Linked DNA regions of Mus musculus: region 1 is linked to region 2. The links are chromatin loops, found by intact Hi-C in ENCODE. Cell type or tissue: left cerebral cortex. All regions are shown on one strand. Each heading gives the region's core, and the rest is flanking DNA. Links, peaks and the distances in the headings are about the cores only. Region 1 has its middle 77 kb from the start of Pakap. Region 2 holds the start of Pakap (paralemmin A kinase anchor protein).

What was found. A loop is a pair of places that touch in the nucleus more often than their neighbours do. Peaks named below come from ENCODE experiments on the same cell type or tissue, not always from the same donor. Only the 100,000 strongest peaks of a DNase experiment are listed, where the experiment ranks them.
Region 1: a loop joins it to region 2, with 2.1 times the contacts of the local background. A loop is called at or near these places in 2 of 42 quality-filtered maps.

What each region holds. Positions count from the first base shown.
Region 1 is chr4:57,485,697-57,495,807 of GRCm38, reverse strand. It overlaps a transcript of Pakap not described here. Among named protein-coding and RNA genes, the nearest start is that of Pakap, 77 kb to the left of the region's middle. In left cerebral cortex, for the core only: CTCF peaks have their summits at 3,422 (motif pointing right) and 5,734; DNase peaks (open chromatin) are centred at 5,764 and 6,687.
Region 2 is chr4:57,561,178-57,571,288 of GRCm38, reverse strand. It overlaps Pakap (paralemmin A kinase anchor protein), which reads right to left and starts at 3,459. Exons shown (of 11, transcript NM_001384150.1): 1 at 3,346-3,459; 2 at 2,874-2,919. The coding sequence starts at 2,918. In left cerebral cortex, for the core only: a CTCF peak has its summit at 5,298 (motif pointing left); a DNase peak (open chromatin) is centred at 3,222; H3K4me3 peaks cover 1,029 bases; H3K27ac peaks cover 574 bases.

The sequences.
Region 1 (10,111 bases), core at 1,138-9,137, 75 kb after region 2:
CTCCCAGAATCATGTTCAGTGTCAAACAAGCCGGGAAGTGAGTTATTTATCTGTGGATGGCATTAGGAAAGGTTTCCTGAAGGGTAGTAAATAAATAATTGGACTGTTTGGATTGATTACTATGTATGTATGTATGTATGTATGTATATGTATATATAATATGTATATGTAATTATTAGTAGACATTTGTAAACATTTTAGACTTGCAGAAAAATTGAATAGAAAGTACCAAATTTTCATACCCTTCTCCAGCGTCTCTTGTTACTAATATCTTATTAGAATTTATCAGTCAATATCAATACATTGTTAACTGAAATCCACGGCTCGTAACAGAGTTAACTCTGCTGTGCATTCAATGGGGTTTGAAATTCTTGATATGCAAAAACATGTAACATTACAGGATCATACAGTCGCTTTGCTGCTCTAAAAATCCCGTGTTGCACCCTTCATCCCTCCATCCTCTTCCCGGCCCTTTGGCCACTGTGGATCATCTTCTACGGTTCGCCTTTCCGGCATCTCCTATCATTGGTAGCCTTTTCAACTGGACTTGCTAATAAGATCCTGAAATCAGGTTTGGGTTTCTTGGAGGTTCGTTTGATTTTAAACAGGGCACCAGTGAGAGTTCTTTTTCTGTGCTTGATTCGCCTTTATTTTTTTTTTCTTTATTTACATTTCAAATGTTATCCCCTTCCTGGTTTCCCCTCCAAAAACCTCCTATCTCCTCCCACTCCCCTGATCACCAACCCACCCACTCCTGCTTCTTGGCCCTGGCATTCCCCTGCACTGGGGCATCGGGCCTTCACAGGACCAAGGATATCTCCTTCCACTGATGACCAACTAGATTTGCCTTTATTCTTAAATAAGCTTATTCTTAAAGTGGACTTTATATTACTCTTATAGGAAAATAGTGTCTCCCACTATAATAAGACAGCTGTGAGATGTATCCTTTAGATAGGTTTAAGTGTAATTATAAATGACCAGTCTGTCTAAAAATAATCTTTCCCACCACCTGTTGATACCAACACGTTAGGACACCCTGGCTTAGATATTTCTCAGTCCCCCCGCCCTTGCTTCCATCCCTTTGATCCACAGTAGAGAAGCGCAGGAAAAGAGAACCCCAAAGGAAGGCGACGTGCTGTCTTTGAGTATTTGAAGAGCTTCCAAGTAGAAGGAGGAGGAGACTATTCAATAGTTGCCCACCATGTGCCAAGCCCCATGACAGATGGCTAAAACACATGTGTTCTCTATGCCACAACAGACCAGGTGGCAGAGGTTCTGATCTCCATCTTAAAGATGGAGAGCCAGTTCTGAATTGCCTGGATACTTAAGTGGAATCAAACCGAATATCTCCATTCCCTTGTCTCGACTATACAGCCCATCAGAGAAAGATTGATTCTTCATTCCTTTAGCAAGCAGAACTAAGATCAAATGTTACGGTAAGTGTTTTCCAGCTCAACAGAACTGTCCTTGAGAGCAGCTGCCTGAGGAAGCAGGAAGCGTCCTTTCCTTTGAGGGTGCAGAGACCACAGCTGGAGACCACCTAGACTGGAATCCACAGAGGCTATCTCCCCGACTAAGGATGTGGGTAAAGGGGCCCACAAGACCTTCTGAGCCCAACATTCCATGACTCCAGGCTCCTGAGCCCCCTTTGGCTCCCATGTCTCCAAAGAAGCCGCTGACTTGTTTGAATGTCAGCGGGGTATTATATACTACTTTGGGACACCCCAGTTTTTCTTCAGCCTTTGAAAGAGGGAGGCTCACATGAAAGACAGACAGGAGGCATCAAAACAATGATTTCCAGATGGACCCGACTAGTTGAATTATTTGAAAAAACATGTCACTGGACTGCTGACAAGCTTCTGGAGACCAGGAAAATTCATTCCGTAAGTCTATCCCCAGCACCTTGGATAGGGATAAAACAGCCTTCCAGCTAAGAAATGTGTTGAACTACGATTTGAGTATCAGCAAAAGACTCTAAAATTATTTTTCCCCTTTGTCAATAGCCGTTACCACTGACTGCAGGACAGCATGCAGATAATGCTTTATCAAGTCCCTCAGCATCTTTATCTAACTACCTCTTAAGCAATGGAGGACTTGGTAATACAGAAAGGGAACACAAAGATAGAAAAGATTCTCATCTTATTTCTGCTTTCTCGGCTGACCAAGTTCACGCTTTCAAAGCACAGGCATCTCTTCAAAATGCACAGCTCGGTTCTTTAAAACCTGCATTTTCTTTTTAATGTGTTAATACATACAGATATCTTTGCCTGCATATATGTCTATGGACCCCGTGCACGCCTAGACCCTGCAGAGGCCAGCAAAGCATGTCTGATTTCCTGGAGTGGGAGTTGCAGGTAGTTGTGAGCAGCCATGGAAGTGCTGAGAATCAAACTGGATCCTCTGGAAGAGCATCAAGTACTCTTAACCTCTGAGTCATCTCTCCAGTCCCTAAATCTGACTTTTTATGCGAGTTGCTTACATCCATGCATGCACATCCAAGCAGGCACCTGGGACAGGCATCTGCCGTGGGGGTAATTCTGTAAATCATCACTCGTTTGGAGCAAGTCTTCATTAACAATTACACAAATTACATGATTCGTTAATAATCATATCCTCTGAGCATCATCTCACTAAGAACCCTGATGATGCAGCATACAAGGGGACTCAGAATCCTCTGGGAAATCCAATACATTCTCAGCTCGCTGGGCAACATCCCTTGGCTGTAAGGCAAAGCACAAGTTCTCAGAAGACAACTTTCATGAGAATACAGGATATGACCTTTCTTCTCTGGGCATCTCCCCACCTCCCACCCTCACCCCCAACCTCTCATTTAGAGATGCACACTATGCACCCACAACATCACACTGGAATAAGCTTGGGAAAACAGGCTTAATATCACCCATCAAATAGCTATCACCTAACACCAAAGTATGACCTAATGAACAGTTTACAAGTATAGATTAATAGCATTTCGGAACACTACGCACTTTTAGGTTCAGAACACAGAGATGCTCTCGAGCTCTGGGTGGCCAGTAAGACTCCATTTGGATACATGTGAATTCAATTTTCTTTAACACAAGGAGCCACCACCAACCCCCTCACATACTTTGTTTTGTTTTTTAATGAGAAGAAATTCATTCACTTTGTCTGCCAAAGACAATAACACCCAAATATGAGCATCCTGAAGTAAAGGAGCCCCTCTCCTGCCTAAATTCCAGCTGAGGCTGGCGTGACAAATACAGTACTTGTGTTCCTTATGAAAATGTCTTAGACTAGATTTGCACATCCTAAGTTCTATGTGCAAAGCCAAGGTGCAAGGATCTCAAATTGTGGCAATGCTCCGAAGGTGTTTGAATGAGATGGGTTGCTCCCCATAAGAAAGCACCTAGATGTGTTCTCTGTGTAGTAGAACATCCTGTCCAGAAGGTGGCGCTTTTTGAGAAGCTTGTTGACCCTTTAGGGTGTGGAGTCTTGCTGGAGAAAGAACATCAACTTTGAGATTGTCTAGCTTTACCCTACTTTTTACTTTCTCTCTCTGCTTCCCAGGTGTGGATGAAATGTCATGCATGACAAGTGTTCCTCTAGGCCTGCTGGCTTCTCCACCGTGGTGGACTCATTCCCCCCTGGCACTATAAGTCAAAATAAAACTTTCTTCTTCAAAGCTACGTTTCATCGGGCATTCTGTCATAGCAAGAAAAGCATAACCAATACAGGGAGCAGTGGCTACAAACTGAAGCTCTGCTTAGCTGTTGCCACTCTTGAAGAGGAAGTATGGACTTCTCTTGAGCAAGGTCTGATGAGACAGTGCAGTTACTGCTCGCTGCTGTTCCAAGAGGCACCAAACATCCCTGAGCTGAAATGGGCTGCCAGCATGAGTTTAAACGGCTTTCTTGCTCTTTACAGTGCTCATACTGGTTACCCAGAGTGAGGAGGAGAAGAAAGGAAATATATATCTAAGGAAGACATGTATGTCATCATATAAGTCTGCCGGTGAGACAGTGAAGTTAACAGAATAACTCTCAACAGGTTCATTGATAAGTATCATCTCCTTCCTTCCATCTTTCAATTGAGAAAATACTTAGTTCTACTGACTCTCAGCCTTCTTCTATCTCTAAAATCCAATCATTTTTATTATTATACCCTGACTCTCTGTAATTCTTTGTGTGGATTTGTGCTCTGGGTCTTTGGCTTCCATCAAAGCCTTGCTGAGTGGTGTTCCTAGGAGACAGGAAGAGGCTCAAAGCTTGCAGTCATGCTGCCAGGAAGTCGAGTCTACCTGCTGATTATGAATTACTTTCCTAGATCTCTTGTTCCCAGTCACTGAAAAGTGACTTAAGGCAACAAGACATCTGTCCTGACAGTTCTGGGGATTTCACAACCAAAACTTCAAGGTCAACAAGGCGGCTTCCTTCAGAGGTTCTGAGGGAGAACCTTCAGGAAGCCTTGCTCCTGAGAGCTATGGAAAGTTATGACATCTCTAGTCATTGCAGTCTCTGCTTCCACCCCTGTCTTATAGTTATCTCTCTTCTTTTTATAAGGATGGTTGTCACTGAATTAGGGCAATCTAGAGTGATCTTGCTTTAAGATCCTTAATTGCATCTACAAAGATCCATTTTTTTCCAAGTAAGATCACATTTACCAGTACTGACTATGAGGACCGGCATGTGTCTTTTAGAGGGCCTCCTCTCAGACCAATAATGAAGAAAATACTTTGAACTGTTTTATCCCAGCAAGATGTGTTTTTCTCTTTGGCACAAAGGCACCTGTGGGTGCTGCATTCCACAACTTCTGCAACCCAGTATTTCAGGCTTTTTGGCTCCTTCATTCTATCCAGGCCTTTGCCCAAGGATGTGGCTGACAGTCCTTGAAAGACACAGGCTCCACTTGACAAGAGGTAGAAATGGAATTATACTGATGTAAAGACACACCTGAGTAAGGGCAGTAGCTCTGGTGGTCAAGTAGATGATCAAGTTGCTCAATGGGCTCAAAGGTCAAAGCAGCAAGAACAGAATGGTAGCGTTCTTATGAAGGTCACATGGGTGGCAGTACGAAACCAGAAGAGGTGAAGCATGTGTAAGCAACTGGCTGGATTTCACCCAGGATTTAACAGGACATTCTCACAGAGAATCACACTCCATGCTGAAATTCAGGACCAGACACAACAAAACAGACATGTCAGAACACCTGGAGGTGGAATAGATTTTTCCCTTGGGCAGGGTCTCTTTGGTCCATGGTAATCCTACTGAAGGAAGAAAAGAATTGCAATGCAGAAGCTAGTCAAGGCCTCACAGCTCAGCCCCTCCACAAGCTCAAGTACCCACTATGGGTGACCTTGTCACATCTAACCTGCCCTGCATAATTCCCCTTGCTTCCTTGATCTATCTTTGGCAGGCATGGTCCAGTCCTCAGCCTCCTCCTTCCAATCCTCATTGCTTCATCTTGATTTACACCATTCCTGACTTTGTCCTAAGCGTGGACCTCAAATAACCTGGTCTGGCAATAGAAACAAAGGAGACCTTTGGGAACTTTCCAGTGCCACCGAAGTAGGAAGCAAGCAGAGTCTCTTCGGTGACTTTATTTTGGAGCCTCTCACCACCAGTTGAAATGCATAAGAATAGACATTCAGAGGCTTTCTAAGAATGCTCATGTGCACAAAGGCTGGGCTGGACTGGTTTCAGAAAGCAACCCTAAATTCCATTCCGGGAATTGAATAGTCTCACAAAGTTTTCAGTTGCTAAATAAAAATCCCAGTGACTAATAATAAAGGCTAGATGGCGCACATGTCTTTGTGGTGTTTATACTTAGCAAACATTTTCCACTCTGAGATGAGCTTCTGCCAAGAATACCACATTCCAATACATTTTGCCATATGATGCTCGATGCTTGTTTTATTGCTCCCCCAATCATCGTGGCCATAGAATTTGGAGTTTATGATGGAAACATGAGGAATGAATTCAATATTTTGTCTTCAGTCTGTCTCTAGATTAAGGATATTTATTGAAGGCCTACTGTCTGTAGTAAATTCAGTCAGACTAACAGAAAACAGACCTTTTGGCATGGGATAGACTTGTTTTGAGTTAGGAATAGACAGAAGCAGAGGAGAGAGCAGCGTTAGATATCAGCAACCGGTATCTTCCTGGAGTGTGGTCACCTAGACAACAGAAAGTGGCTGGAGACTGTTGCACAGGGAAACTAATAATACTTGTATGAAAAACCTGACAGCGAAGCTCGTGATGGTTTAAAGGAAGAAGAGAGAGTGGAGAAGGTGGGGAGGAGGAGAGGGTGAGGGCTTCCTAACTGCAACTAATGGGCAATTAGATAGGATACCAAGGAAGATGGAGAAAAAGCCAAAGAGATCCAACCGGAAGCACACGAGACTTCCCTTGGGTCTGAGTCTTCATTCCCATGAGGCTATTTCTTCCGCATCTAAGTCCCTAAGCTATTCTGAGGGATAAATGAGATCATGGATGGCACAGAGCAATCACAAGCATATGGCTTACAATGCCTGGAGAGCTGGAGACAGTTTGAGATGCAGTCACCTCAATGCACCAACCACATCAAGCAGGACGCTTAGCAAACAGAGACACTGACAGAAGGAAGGGAATTGAGTGGAAAGATAGTAACCGGTTCACACAATCATCAGGGAGGTTGAAGAGCCACATTGTGAAAACCAGCAGGAGCTGCTAGGAGCCTAAACAGCATTTGATCACAATCTGACGCATGCTCAGAATGAGATCTCCTGCTATTGGGCACAGAGGGGCAGCCCTTGTGACACATTCGTTGCCTGATTACAGACAATGCTGTCCCTGAAAAACACTGCCTGTGGCCACTGCTCACCTGTCATTAGAACTCTGTCTGCACTTCTTTGTCCTGAGCACCTGACTCTAGGTCTGGGGTAGGTTGTCCAAACCTGCATTGAGATCAGCGTCTCCAATCCAGCTGCAAGCAATTTTCCAGTGTTTTCCGTTTCTCAGATGAAAACCTCTCTGGTCAGTTTATATGATAAAAAGATACCAAAGTCTGGGAAATTTATAAGTAACAGAATCTCTCATCGTTCTAGAGGGTGAGGTCCAAGATCAATATTCTGGCACTTTGTGGGTGGCAAAGGCCTTCTTTTCTGTTTTAGGTTTTGCTTTCGAGATAGGTTATCATGTAGCCCAGACTGGCCTTGAACTTGCTATGTAGCAAAGGTTAGTTGAGAACTCCTGATTCTCCTGCCTCCCAAGTGCTGGGATTATAGACATGCATCAGCATGCCTAGTGAGGCTTCCTACAATATCCTTACATGGCACACAGGCAAAAAGAGGGCCAAAGGCTGCCTCAACTTCTCATAGGAGCACTAATCTTAATTCCATCTCTGCCCTCCTCCTCAGCATGATCACACTGACAGGTTACCAGGATTCACGGGTTCATGTTCAGTCCAAGGCAGAGGTCTACGCTGTATCCCCCCAAGACTGATGAATGGGGAATTTTCCCACATTCCATGGACATGGACTGAAAGGTCACCAGACATGTGACCAACACTCCAGGAGTATCACTGATTGGAAACGGAGGCCATGTGTTAAGAAAGAAGAGAAATGGGCTGGAGAGATGGCTCAGCGGTTAAGAGTACTGACTACTCTTCCAGAGGTCATGAGTTCGAATCCCAAAAAACACATGGTGGCTCACAACCATCTGTAATGGGATCTGATACCTTCTTCTGGTGTGTCTGAAGACAGCTACAGTGTACTTATAAATAAATAAATCGAAAGAAAGAAAGAGAGAGAGAGAGAGAGAGAAAGGGAGGAAGAAAAAGACAGGAAATGGCAATTTAAAAGCTGGACACTCGAGCACACATCTGTAAGGCAGTGCTGGAGAAGCTGAGACGGGAGGATTGTGGGTTTTATGTTAGCCTAGACTGCATATCAAGATCCTAGCTGGAAAAAAAAAGTAAAGGAAGAAAAGAAAGGAGAAGGCTATGAATGACCAAACATACAGTCCTACTTTCAAAAGTTCAAAAAAAAAAAAAAAAGCCTTTCTTCAGATATAGTTTTACACACAACAAAGTTCACCTATTTAAGTGTTACTTTTCAACAGCTTTTATCATAGTTAAAGTGTTCCGTATCATCCACTGATGGACACTGGTATTGGATCTGCTTTTTTACTCTTGTAGATAAGGTTGCCATAAACATCTGTAGACCATTTAGGGGCACATAAGTTTTCATTTCTTTTGAGAAGAGATGTAGTAATTGACTTGCTAGGTTGTTAGGCCACTCTGGGTTTATTGCTTTGAGTAACTGCCAAATGGCTTTTCAAAGTGGCTGCGTCCTTTTCCCTTTTCAATAATGTAAGACCGCGTTCCCGTTTCCCCACATCTTTGCCAGCATCTGCTCTTGTCGATAGTCCTGAGTGTAGCCATTTTAATTTGCAAGGGTAATAAACTGGTTTTCAAGCTTGGCTGTGAGCATGCAAGGAAACCTAAGCCAAATGAACCATCATCATCACCACCATCACCACCATTACCAGCATCACAATCATTACCATCACTACCATCATCATCCCTCTCATGGAGTCAAGTCATAAAATCCAATATGTAAATGCTTTTTCTTTTTCTTAGAAATTGAAAATGATGCCTTTTTAAAAAGTCTTAATTCCATCTTGCATAGAACCCTGAGGACATTTTCTGGGAGAGCACTAACCTTCCAAGCCATTAAAGCATCTCAAGTGTGACTTTAAGTCTCTCCCTGTAATCCTTTGCACAGGCTTGACCTTGTGATGGAAAGACACAAGCAAGGGCAGGGCATGACATGTTCCTCCCCTGATGGGACTCAGGGGACACAAGCAAGGGCGGGGCATGACATGTTCCTCCCCTGATGGGACTCAGGGCCAACCAGAAAGACCAGGAGGTTAGAACGATTCTGTCATTATTGTTTTGGAGGGTTCCTTTGGTTTGGTTACATTATGCGGTAGGCATGACTACTATTATATTCATTTGAAGAAGCTGGAGGTACTCAGAGTTCAAATAATTCAGCTGAAGGCATGCAAAAGACAGGTTCACACTTAAGTAATTTGGCTTTCCTTCAAAAAAAAAAAATCTGTGATCTTCACTACCATGCTATATTCAGGAAGGGACAAATATCACCTTCCTTAACTAGGCAGTTCTCCCACGGAAAGGTATTTAGCTTCAATTGTTGGTGCTTTTTAGAATGTGTGACACATAGCAACATTGTATCCCACTCAACAGCCTCTGAAACCCTCGGCATGAGTCACCACAGAAGGAAAGAGAAAGCTGTTACAAACGGAAACATGATGGTGGCCCAGAAGGTGTAGATGACACAGTGACCCCAGAGCTGAGCTGGGCAAGGCAATCCATGGAAGGACAGCATGTGGAGAAGTTTGCACCTGAGCAGATGCCAGAAGATTGTGGGGGATGGTGGAACCTAGGATGGAAGGAATGGCGTCCACGATCATAGGTTTGCAGGTACATATAGGGATAAATGGAAACAGAGGAATGAGGGAACTAAGATCAACTAAAGGAGAATACACTGGGGGCACTTCATGTCCTCAGGAAATGATGAAGGAGCTTGCCCACTCATTTGATGGCACTCACAGTCCTGTCTAAGAGTCACAGGGTTACGTTCTTTACACGTGACTGTATTAGGCTCCTGCAATCCTTAAAAATTATGTTCTGTGTGTTAGTGTTATAATTCTCCAGAAGTGGATGGGAAACTGGACCACAGTCCTGCAGATGGATACAGTGGATACAGGTCTGATGCTCACACCTGTGCTTTCACAGAATTAACTCTGCTGGCTCTCAGCAGGTGAGACCAGAGCCTGGGAACAGGAATGGCTTAGAGATGGCCACTGGAGACCTTTTAAACAGAAATAAGAGAAAGCCTGTGGTGTACTGTGAGAGCCGAGTCCAGGTGAATGGAAGCCCAGGAGACTCTGGGTCTTAGTAGATGTATGTTGTTCTTGGAATCTTCTTAGAATACAGGATCAGGAAGGGAAAACCCAAACAGTGACCCAGCTGGAACTGGAGAGTGTCCCAGGTGTGGAATGAGACTACCTCTCTACATTCAACCAGACCTATGTCAATACCATAAATCTTAAAGAGTGAGCTCACAGTCCAG
Region 2 (10,111 bases), core at 1,277-9,276:
GTGTGAATATTCCTAGAGATGAAAGGGCCAAGAAGGAGGAAAGACACTCTCCAAGGATGGAGTTGCTCTTCTTTTGATAGGGCACAGAGCCTTCCAATCGCATTTGATTAGTCTCCGGCCTGACTTAGTAGATTCGGTTGAGGCACTATACCCAGTTAGTAACCCACACTGGATGCTTCCCACAGATGATCATGCAGCAGACATCCTGGGTGACCTGGGTGACACCTGACCTTTCAAACACTAAGCTTGGGGCTGGGAGTGGAGGCACACACTTTTAATCCCAGAACTCCAGAAGCTGACAAGTGGGTCACTGTGAACTCAAGGTCAGGCCAGTCTGCATAGTGTGTTCCAGGCCGAACAGGGCTCCATAATGAGACACCCACCCCCTTTTAAAACTAAACATTCAGGGACAAGACCTTCCTCTGGCTGTCAACAGCACTAGTAATCCCTAGGGGAGAGACACTCCACAGAAACCTGCTGAGTGAGCAGGTGAGTGGGCCCTCAGGTCCCAGTCAGGGCTGTAGAGGGAGGGATTTCAGAGTTGAAATGGAAAACAGAGCTGCCCCGTGCCTTTTCAGCAGCGTAGACAAGAGCTGAGGCCTCCACATGAACATCACCCCATGGCAAATGTGGGCCAAAGTGCTTCACTTTCCTAGTCTTCAAAAGCAGAGATAAACTCCTGGGCCTATTTTATAGAGAAAAAAAACCTGAGGCTCAGACACAAGACTGAGCAACACCCAGGAACCCAAGTAAGTGAAGATGTGAAGAATTATTCTCTTCCCCTTTATCTCCAGAGGGACTTCATGCATGTTAAGCCTTGGGGAAAGATCGTGAGTGTCTCAGAACCCCCTGGGAATTCTGGGAAAGGGCCAAGAGAGGCAAAGTTTGCTGAATCCGGAAAGCATGCGGACTAAGCCAAAATGTGGCATAAAATTATGTACTGATTGTAGCCACAAGTTCACCATTGCTGTTCTCTTCTTTCTCTTCTCTCTCTCTCTCTCTCTCTCTCTCTCTCTCTCTCTCTCTCTCTCTCACACACACACACACACACACACACACACACACATAGTGATAACACATAAAATTTTCCCCCACCAGATGTTGATCCCCCCATTCCTGGGACTCCCCAACAACTCCTCAGATTCGCAGGATGAACTCAGTCCCACAACTGAACAGGCACAGGTGGGTGTTTACCTTCTTGTCTGCTCAAGAGAACACTGTGGGTTCCCCTAGATCATTCTTGAAAACCACCTTGGCTGTGGCTGAGATTACTCAAGCCTACTTGGAAGGGGTGGCTCCCGTGTTAGCTACTATTGGCACAGTGCTCAGAAAGTGAGTCCTTTCAGTGGAGTCAGCTGTCCCTCAGGCATGCAGGGACACTGGTCGTGCAGAGGCAGAAAATGCGACAACTGTTGCAATTGGCCATCAGCAGTCCATGGGAGTGCTCGAGTGTTCTCTGGAGCAGACACTTGTCAACAGTTGAAGCAGCCCTTTATCCAGCGACACAAAACACCCTCCAGCTTCATGGCACCATTCGGAGCAAATTCAAGACAGACAGCCACACTGCCCTGACACTGACTTTAGAATCCGCGAGCAACTCCATTAACCATCAAAATGTGCACACACTGCGTGGAAAGGGAAGAGAGGAACAAACAGCTTCCTTGAGTCCAAGGATCAAGTTCAAAGACAGCGTCAGAAGCCAAGTTGTATACGCACAGCTCTCTCCCTAAGGCATAATCAGAAGAGTTTGAGAAAGGGGGTCTCTGAGCTACTGAGTCCACATCAAATGTCACTAAAATGAGAAAGGCCTGCATGCACTTTGCCAATGAAGACTCCACCATCCAAAGGCATTTGAAAACGTTTTCATACATCAGTCGCTTCCAAAACATTACACAGTATTTCTCCAACAAATTTATGTGTTTCCAGGGAACTCTTGGAGCACAGGGGAAAAAGTACTTAGGTGAAAGAATGTCTGCAGATTCTTTTGTGCCAACATCCTAGCAGACCTCCTTTAATTTGCCATTATTTCATAGAGCGCCAGTAACCATTCCCTCATCCGCAGAGGAAATATATAATCCAGCTGTGGTGGCTCCAGTGAAAACCACATCTGTGGAACACTGGCAGAACCAGCAAGGCCTCTCCGACTGAGGCAGTGTCAGACAGCGCTTGTCCCAACCCAAGATGCACATGGTACAGTACTCTGTAAGTGCAGAACTTTGCCAAAGCCGGATGCTCTTTTGTATGCCGAGCCAATGGTTTTCAGATAATCCACACCCATAAGAAAGAGACTCTCCTGAAATATTACTTCCAATCCCCAGCTGTAAGACGCCTCTTCCCTTTCTAGGGTGGTGGCCTGTGCCAGAGCCCTTGTTAATGTCAAACAGAGGAAGAAAACGGGCACTCCTGGATTCTGGGGGACGTTCTACCACTCAGGTGGCTGCTGGCTGGATAGCTGGCTAGGAAGAGGAAGATAGCCACCATGGGCCACCACTCTCTCCCTTCTCTGGAGTTGGAAGGCAACATGCTTAAGGGTACTGGGTAATAATATTCCAGGAGTTCCCGCAACACACACACACACACACACACACACACACACACACCACCGTTTAGTCTATCCCTAAAGCGCGCGGCAGCAAGCATCTTATTCCTAAGCCAATTTTCCATGTTCAAATCTTCCTAGTCCCAAGTGTGCCCCCAGGGGTTTAGTCTACAGACATATAAAAGGCAAAAGGCAGCGTCGCTAAGCCTGGACAGACTTTCACCCCAGCACAGGGCCGGAGGCTACCAGGCTGGCATGTCCCTGGCCCTGAGCCTACAGGTCCCCGTCCACCCCAGACAATAGAGCAAGAAAATGAAATGAAAAGTGGACTTACTGCTATGGCTTGCAGCCTCTCCTTGTGCAATTCCGCCTCTGCCATCCTGGAGAAGGGCACACGGGCAGGGGAAAAAGGAAGAAAAACAAAACACACGCTGTAGTCACCCAAGGAGATAAAAGGGCACCCGTGGGGAGCTCAACTCGACCCCGGGGACAGCCTAAGGGCGCGTGGGGTCTGCTCCTGGGGGGGGGGGCGGGCAAAGCTGCGCGCACGGCTGGCTCAGAGCTCAGCCTCCGTCTCCACCGGCGCGGCCGCCTGGCTGCGCCCCAGCGCCGCCGCGAACTGCAAGATCCCAGTCTCAACCGCCACCGCCACCACCGGCCGCGCCAGCCGGGAACGTGGGCCGCCGGGAGCCTCCGGGAGAGCGCGCTCCGCAGCACTAGGTCCCCGCCCTGACGTCTCCGCGCCTCGCTCCGCCCCTGGGGTGTGGGGGACCCGTGGCTGCCGCCGTCGCTCGCGAGTGGGGCACCTGGGGCGCTTGTGATTAGTGAGCTGGGGGTTGGGGGGCGCACAGCTGGTGCGCCTTGGTGGCCGCGCGCGCTACGCTCTGGGTCTAGACAAGACCAGGCGGCGCCTCTGCTCTGAGCAAAGATGCCAGCAGAAGGGGCCTTTGGCAGAACGCAAGCCCCAGCACGTGTCCTTACAGGCCGGCTACGGCCACCCACTATCCCCAGCTCCTTCTAACTGGCTCCAGATGCTTGGGCTCCACCTGGGGACATTTCCAACAGATAAATGCTGTCTTGTCCACGTGCTTTAGATAGTAGTACCCTCAAGGGCAGGGGCGTATCACCAGATAGGTCACCCTTCTGGTGACACACCAACAGAAACAGCTCAGAGTTTGAAGCCCTGGGTGTCTTCCTGGACAACTAAATCACTCTGAGCCCCAGTTTTCTTATCTGAAAAAAAGAGAAGGATTGCAAATGACCTGGCAGAGACATCCTTAAAAATGATTGTGGCTAGGAGCATGGGGAGATAACTCAGTGGGTAAAGCAATTAAGGATAAGGATTGAAGTTTATATTCCCAGCACCCACGTAAAAGCCAAGTGGTGATGGGAGCCCCTGTAATATGAGGGAAGCCCACAAGCTTCAGGTCAGGCACTAAACTAAGCTCCTCTGATGACCGGGAAGTGATGACAGCACAGGCCCCAAGAAAAAAACATGCTAACAAGAAATAGTCCTTTCCCATATAGCTATGTATTAAAAAGGCAGCAAACGGAGAGATGGGTGATGGAGGCTAGGAATCCAGCTCAGTTGTCGAGTGCTCGCCTAGCCTATATTGAGTCAGTCAGATTCTTGGGAGTCAGAGTGGGGGCAGGAATGATGGCGGCAAAGGGGGTGAATGAACTTAAAGTCACCAAACTGTATACTGTAAAACGGCTAAAACAGCGCATTGCATACTATGTATATTTCACACCATTTCGTTTTCACAAAGAGAGATGGAAGTGGAGGTAAGGAAGGAAAGGAGCCTAAGAGACTCTTCAAGGGCCACCATTTGTAAAGATCTGAACGTAAAAGCAGAAGAATTGGGGTTGGGACACAGTGCTCTCAGTGCAATCACCTTGCTAGTCACGGCTAAAGAGCTGAAAGTAGCCAAAATGAGAGCGCAAACCAGGGAGAAAGTCAGCCAAGGACACAGATGAAGTAGAAGATCCGAAGAGCAGAAGGAAAAACTGGAGGACTTACTCCAAAAGCCACAGCAAGAGGACAGGAAATTGTATCGGGGTCATGTGCTTCTGTGTGGTTCAGGACAAAGTAGGCGGAGGAGAAGCTGTAGGCTTCAGGACTGAGGAGCAGAGAGCAGTCACTCCAGAGCAGGAACTGTTTAGGGGGGCATAAGAAACTATACAAAGTGGAAAGTATGCTGGGGCATCAACAACCTTTCCCGGATCTTAGGAAGTGTAGAAGGAACAGGAAGGTGGTCAACAGAGAGAAGGATCTTTAGATTAGAAAGGGTGTAGAGTGCCTGGCTATCAAGGGAATATTAGACTTGAGAGACGCTAGAGCAAAGGAAAATGCACGTTAGGCAGGGTGTTCTCAGGATGGACCAGAGGGCATTCTTGTTAGCATCCCTCGCCAGTTCCATCTTGGAATGGAAGCAGAAGGCAGCAGAGAACGAGGGAGGAATGGGGAGGGACAGGAAGAAGAAATTGTGAGTTGGAATTCTACAGAACAGCTGGGGAGCTTTGCCCGAGTTGGCCTGGCAACTAAGTGATTGACATTGATGGAACTGGAGAAATGATTTAGAAAGGAACTCTGGGCAATGGGGGACCCTAAAATATGGATTCTGGGTTTGGGTGGCTCAGTAGTTAAGAGAAGTGGTAGCTCTTCAAGGGTGGGGGAGCATATCCAATTCCAAGCACCCACGTGGCAGCTCACACCTCTCTGAGACTCCAGTCCCAGGGAATCTGACGCCCTCTTCTGGCCTCTGTGAGCACTGCACACATATGGTGTCCAGACATATATGAAGACAAATATAATTTTTTTAAAAAATGGACCCTAAGCAACCATCTGCATGAGGATTTCATGACCACATGCACAGAATTAAATTTCTATATGGCAAGCTGAGAACTACAGATGGACTTAGAGTCATTTCATTAATGAAATTTACAGGACCAAAGACTCATGACCAATTGTGTGTGCTTCCTCAGTGGTTTTAAAGCATCTGAGACCCACTACCATGTGACTATGCTCAATCAGAACTGAGGATTGTCAAAGCAGGTACATCAAGTAGTCAAAGAAGGGAGGAAGTTAGGATGCCTGACATTGGGTTCAGGCCAGTTAGGAAGTGAGGCAGACATAGATTATTTTTAGCTGCCCAACTGGTGAACCCTTTCCAATCTTTGGGAGGGTTCCCACATTTAAACCATATGAAGAGCAAGCCACATCTCATCACAGAAGTGGGGAAATGCCAGACACCTGCTTCCCCAGATCTCCTGGAAGCTATGCATGGCCTGCAATCTGAATTTAACCAAACACGTGCACCTACCAGGAAGTTTGAAGACAGCATTTTTGAGAATTTTCCAGGCTGGTAGCTTATTTTTGGTCTTGTCCATGACCTAAGCCTCTTCTATAGATTCCTCAACTATTCTTCAAGCTACTAAATGCAATGTGAGTGCCTTTCTTGTCTTCATTTATCAACCAGAATCCACTTCAGTTGCTTGTAACTAAAGACCCCTGGTGAAACAGAAGATATGTTAACTGAATGGCTGAGGTTCAGCCAACAAGCAGAAGGAGAATATTTTCTCTCCTCGCACTGTTCCCTTCCTGTCTAAATTCTAGCATTTGGAAACCACTGAACCCATCATAAACACAGACATTTATAACCCAAATTATGTCTATTTTCTAAGACAGGGTCTCATGGAGCCCAGTCTAGGCTCAAATTCACTATGTAGCTGTGGCTGGCCTTGAATTACACACCCTTCAGCTTCCTTCTCTCTGCTGCTAAGATTCCAGGCACACACCAGCATGCCTGGAGCATGGGATCTTAGGGTTCCAACACTGTGAATGCTAGGCAAACACTCCACCAAGTAAGCTGCATCCCAATATACATTCACGGCGTAGCTAGTCAATACTAGGTATTAAGTGATGGTGTGACATTACAGAGGTTTGACAGTCCAGTGCCATAGCTATATTAGCTACTATTTTTCTTCCAAAAATTTAATATTTGGTATTATACATTATAGTGGTGCATAATCTGTGTCACAAATCAGTAGCTCTTGTGGGGATATTAACTTGTGCTGCACAGCACGATCCAGGTGGTAGGATGGTTTCTTTGATAGATGTGGCACGGTAAAGCATCACACAGACTGAATACAGAATGTTAGATATGCAAAATAAATGTTTTGCTGCTGATAGAAGTTTCAGGAGTCTATTTTAGGACAGGAGTCTTTTGGGGACTGCAAATGAGCACAGACTATTTTCCCTGTGGGGAAAACAGGAGCTTGGTAAGCCAAGAGAGAAATGACTTTCCAAAGCCCATCCTTTCAGAAAAAGTCAATGTCCTTTGAGGAGTAGCTAGGAGTGTTGAAATTTATTAGCAACTTGAAGGATTCCTTACACGAAGGTGATTCAAAGGGCACACCAGCATCTCCTGAAACATTTGCCTTGACTCTCTTCTGAATGAGCTCATTTAAGAATATATATGGTCATTGAAAGCATATGTAATATGTAGGATGAAGATATGGAAGGGGAAGGGAATATGAGAGCAGAAAGGATAACGGGGTGTGTGCACAATGAAAGTGCACTATACAAACACAAAGACATGTCATCATCACGCCTCTTCATATAATTAGCATATATTACTTTTTAAAGTACACAATGGCCACACAGCATCCAAAGGAGGTAAACCGCCCTTGGTACCCATTGGCGCCTATGGTTACCAGCACGTTGATGGGCCTTCAAGTATGTGCTGGTTTTTCTCTGTGAATTCAAATGATAGAAACACGTAGGAAGTCCCCGCAGAGCAAGAAGACAGAGTAAGGTTAAAGTACAGAATGCCAGAGTGTGAGAGGAAGTCGGCTGGAGCTACTTAGGTACAACTAGAGACCAAGGTCTCTGCGCAGCAAACAGGGTGGCATAAAGACAGTAAGCAGGAATTAGTGTTGGATGTTTAAGAATCATTCACATGTACTTTAAACGCCAATGTATTTGCAGACAATACTAAACTATTTGTAAGTTGGCTCAGAATAGTCTTGTTAATAAAAGCTTTGGAAAGTGGAATTTGGAAGTAGGAGGTGGGCATGACACATAATAGACATGAGTTGTAAAGACAAGTTGGAACCCTGGGCATCTCATAAGGATGCAGTGAGGATGAGAATAACAGATGTCAAGGACTTGTATGGACCACTGCTGGTGCTCCAGATGTGGTGGGTCGTAAGGACTCAGCGTAATTATTGCTATAGTCAAAGGCCCAGAGATCAGATTGATTCAATGACTTGGTTTTATCCCAAACATCATTTTAATGCATTTTTAAATTAAAAGATTCTTTTTTATTTCATTTTATGTATATGAGATTTTGTATGCATGCATGCCCATGTGCCACAGGAGTGTGTGTATCTTCAGAAACTAGAAAAAGACATCAGAATCTCTGAAACTGAATGGTAGTGAGTTATCACATGAGTGTTGAGAACCAAATGCAGGTCCTCAGAAAAAGTTGAAAGTGCTCTTAACCAATAAGCCATCTTTCCAGCTCCAGAAATTTCTTTACGGGGTTCTCCTTCTAATGACTAATATATGCCTATCATATCATCATCTTTGGGGATCAGTTAATTTAATAAATCTATATAAGAAGATACTTTAATTTTTTTTCCTGCCTCCACCTTCTGAATGTGGATACAAGTGTGTGGTACTGTCCCTCTTTTTACATGGTGCTGATGACTGATCCCAGGGTTTAAGCATATTAAGCGAGCATCCTTCTAACTGAGTTACATCACCAGCCCTGGAAAAGAGTTCTTAAGTGGTGATAGACTAAGTCCTAGGAGAAAATAATCATTTCTAGCTATTTGGGAAAAGGGCCCAACTCTATGCCGTAAAAGTGCTCATCCGTAGTGCTGATTCCAGGTTTAAGGGTGAATTAGTTACAAACTAGAAAGATCTCTGGAAAGGTCAGGTCTGCCCTAGCCTGGTGATCTGATGCCACTAGACACAGTTGGGTCACTGGCTTCACAGAGAGCTTAGAAGCCAGTCCAGTTGGTCCTAGCACAATGCCCATGATGTGCCCTGTCAGCATGGAATCCCTTTTTGTAGCTTGGTCATTGACACTTTCATTATCATCCATGATTCCATAATGCCCCATGCATTCTACAAGTCAGCACTGCTGACCAGGGGAGAGATTTCCTGCAGGCTTGGCAGTGGGGAGATGGTGGCCTGCCACTGCAGTTCTGTCTGATCCAATGGCTGGGAAACCAAGAGTGAAGCTGGGAATAGCCTAAGCTCTGCACCCACCACCACCAGAGCCTGTCTCCTCTTGGTGCCCATTTCATTCAGAGGAGTCAATCAGACAGTCTCCAAAGTCACTCCTAACTGATGCATAACCACAGCCTCCTGGACAAGTTATCTTTCCCTAGAGCAGTCTGGAGTAGAAAGACATGAGGCAGACCCTCATGCTAACTGCCACTGAGTATGACCACATACCAGCCACTTCCCTGATCTAGACATCAGGGATGGGTTCTTCATTTGTAGACTGGGAATAGGGCTAGCCTGTTCCCTACCTGCTTCTTGCTAGCACTGTAGGATAAAGGACTAGAATGAAAGATTAAGATTTCAAAGTCAGTGGCCTAGTTAGCTTTCTATGCTGTGATAAAATATCATGACCCAAAGGAGCTTGGGGGACAAAGGGGTTTATTTCATCACAAACTTCCAGGTCATGGCTCATCATGAAGGGAAGTTGGGGCAGGAACTCAAGCAGGGCAGTACTGGAGACAGGAATGGAGGGAAAGATTGTGGGTAAATGCTGGTTACTGGCTGGGCTCCCATAGCTTGCTCTTCTTGCTTTCTTATACTACCCAGGGCCTTTTACCCAGGTGTGGGTCTGCCTCCATCTGACTGGACCCTCCCTTATCAATCATTAGCCCAAAAAGTGCCCCCCATAGACTTGCTTACAGGCAATCTGATGGAGGCATGTTTTATTTTCAGTTGAAGTTCCCTTTTCCCAAATGACTCTAGCTTGTGTTAAATTGAGAAAAGTGCTAACCAGCACAGTTAGTGACTTGGGGATATGACAACTACTGGGGGCATGTACATGCAATTGCCTAGGCTCGATCTGGTAGGATAAAAACCTATGCCTTTATATAAGACAAAACGGTGCTTTGAGCTCGGGATAGATCTCTGAGCTCTGAAGAACTGAACCAGGAAAGGGAAATTATCATGGGTACCTGGGGCTTTCTTTGACTCCTAGATGACCCCTAAGTCATAAGTAACTAAAGACAAATAGCCCTACCTCCTGGTCTCCACATTCAGTTAGCTTAAGGGAAGGCAGAAAAGGCTATAGTGGCTTGAGGATGCGATTGGAGAAACAGAAAGGCAGGGAAAGAAACAGAAAATCTTGACTGTTTTGGGCCCGTTGTGTGTGTGCCAAGCCTATATTTGAATGCTATTTGGCATGCGCTTGCTCCCACGTGTTCTTCTTTCTGCATTCATTCAAGGGCTAAATTTATCCCACTAGAGGGAAGGCATACTTGAGGAGGTGGGGAGAAAAAGTTGTAGACACAAAGGCGGCTGCTTGTTGGGGAGCCAGA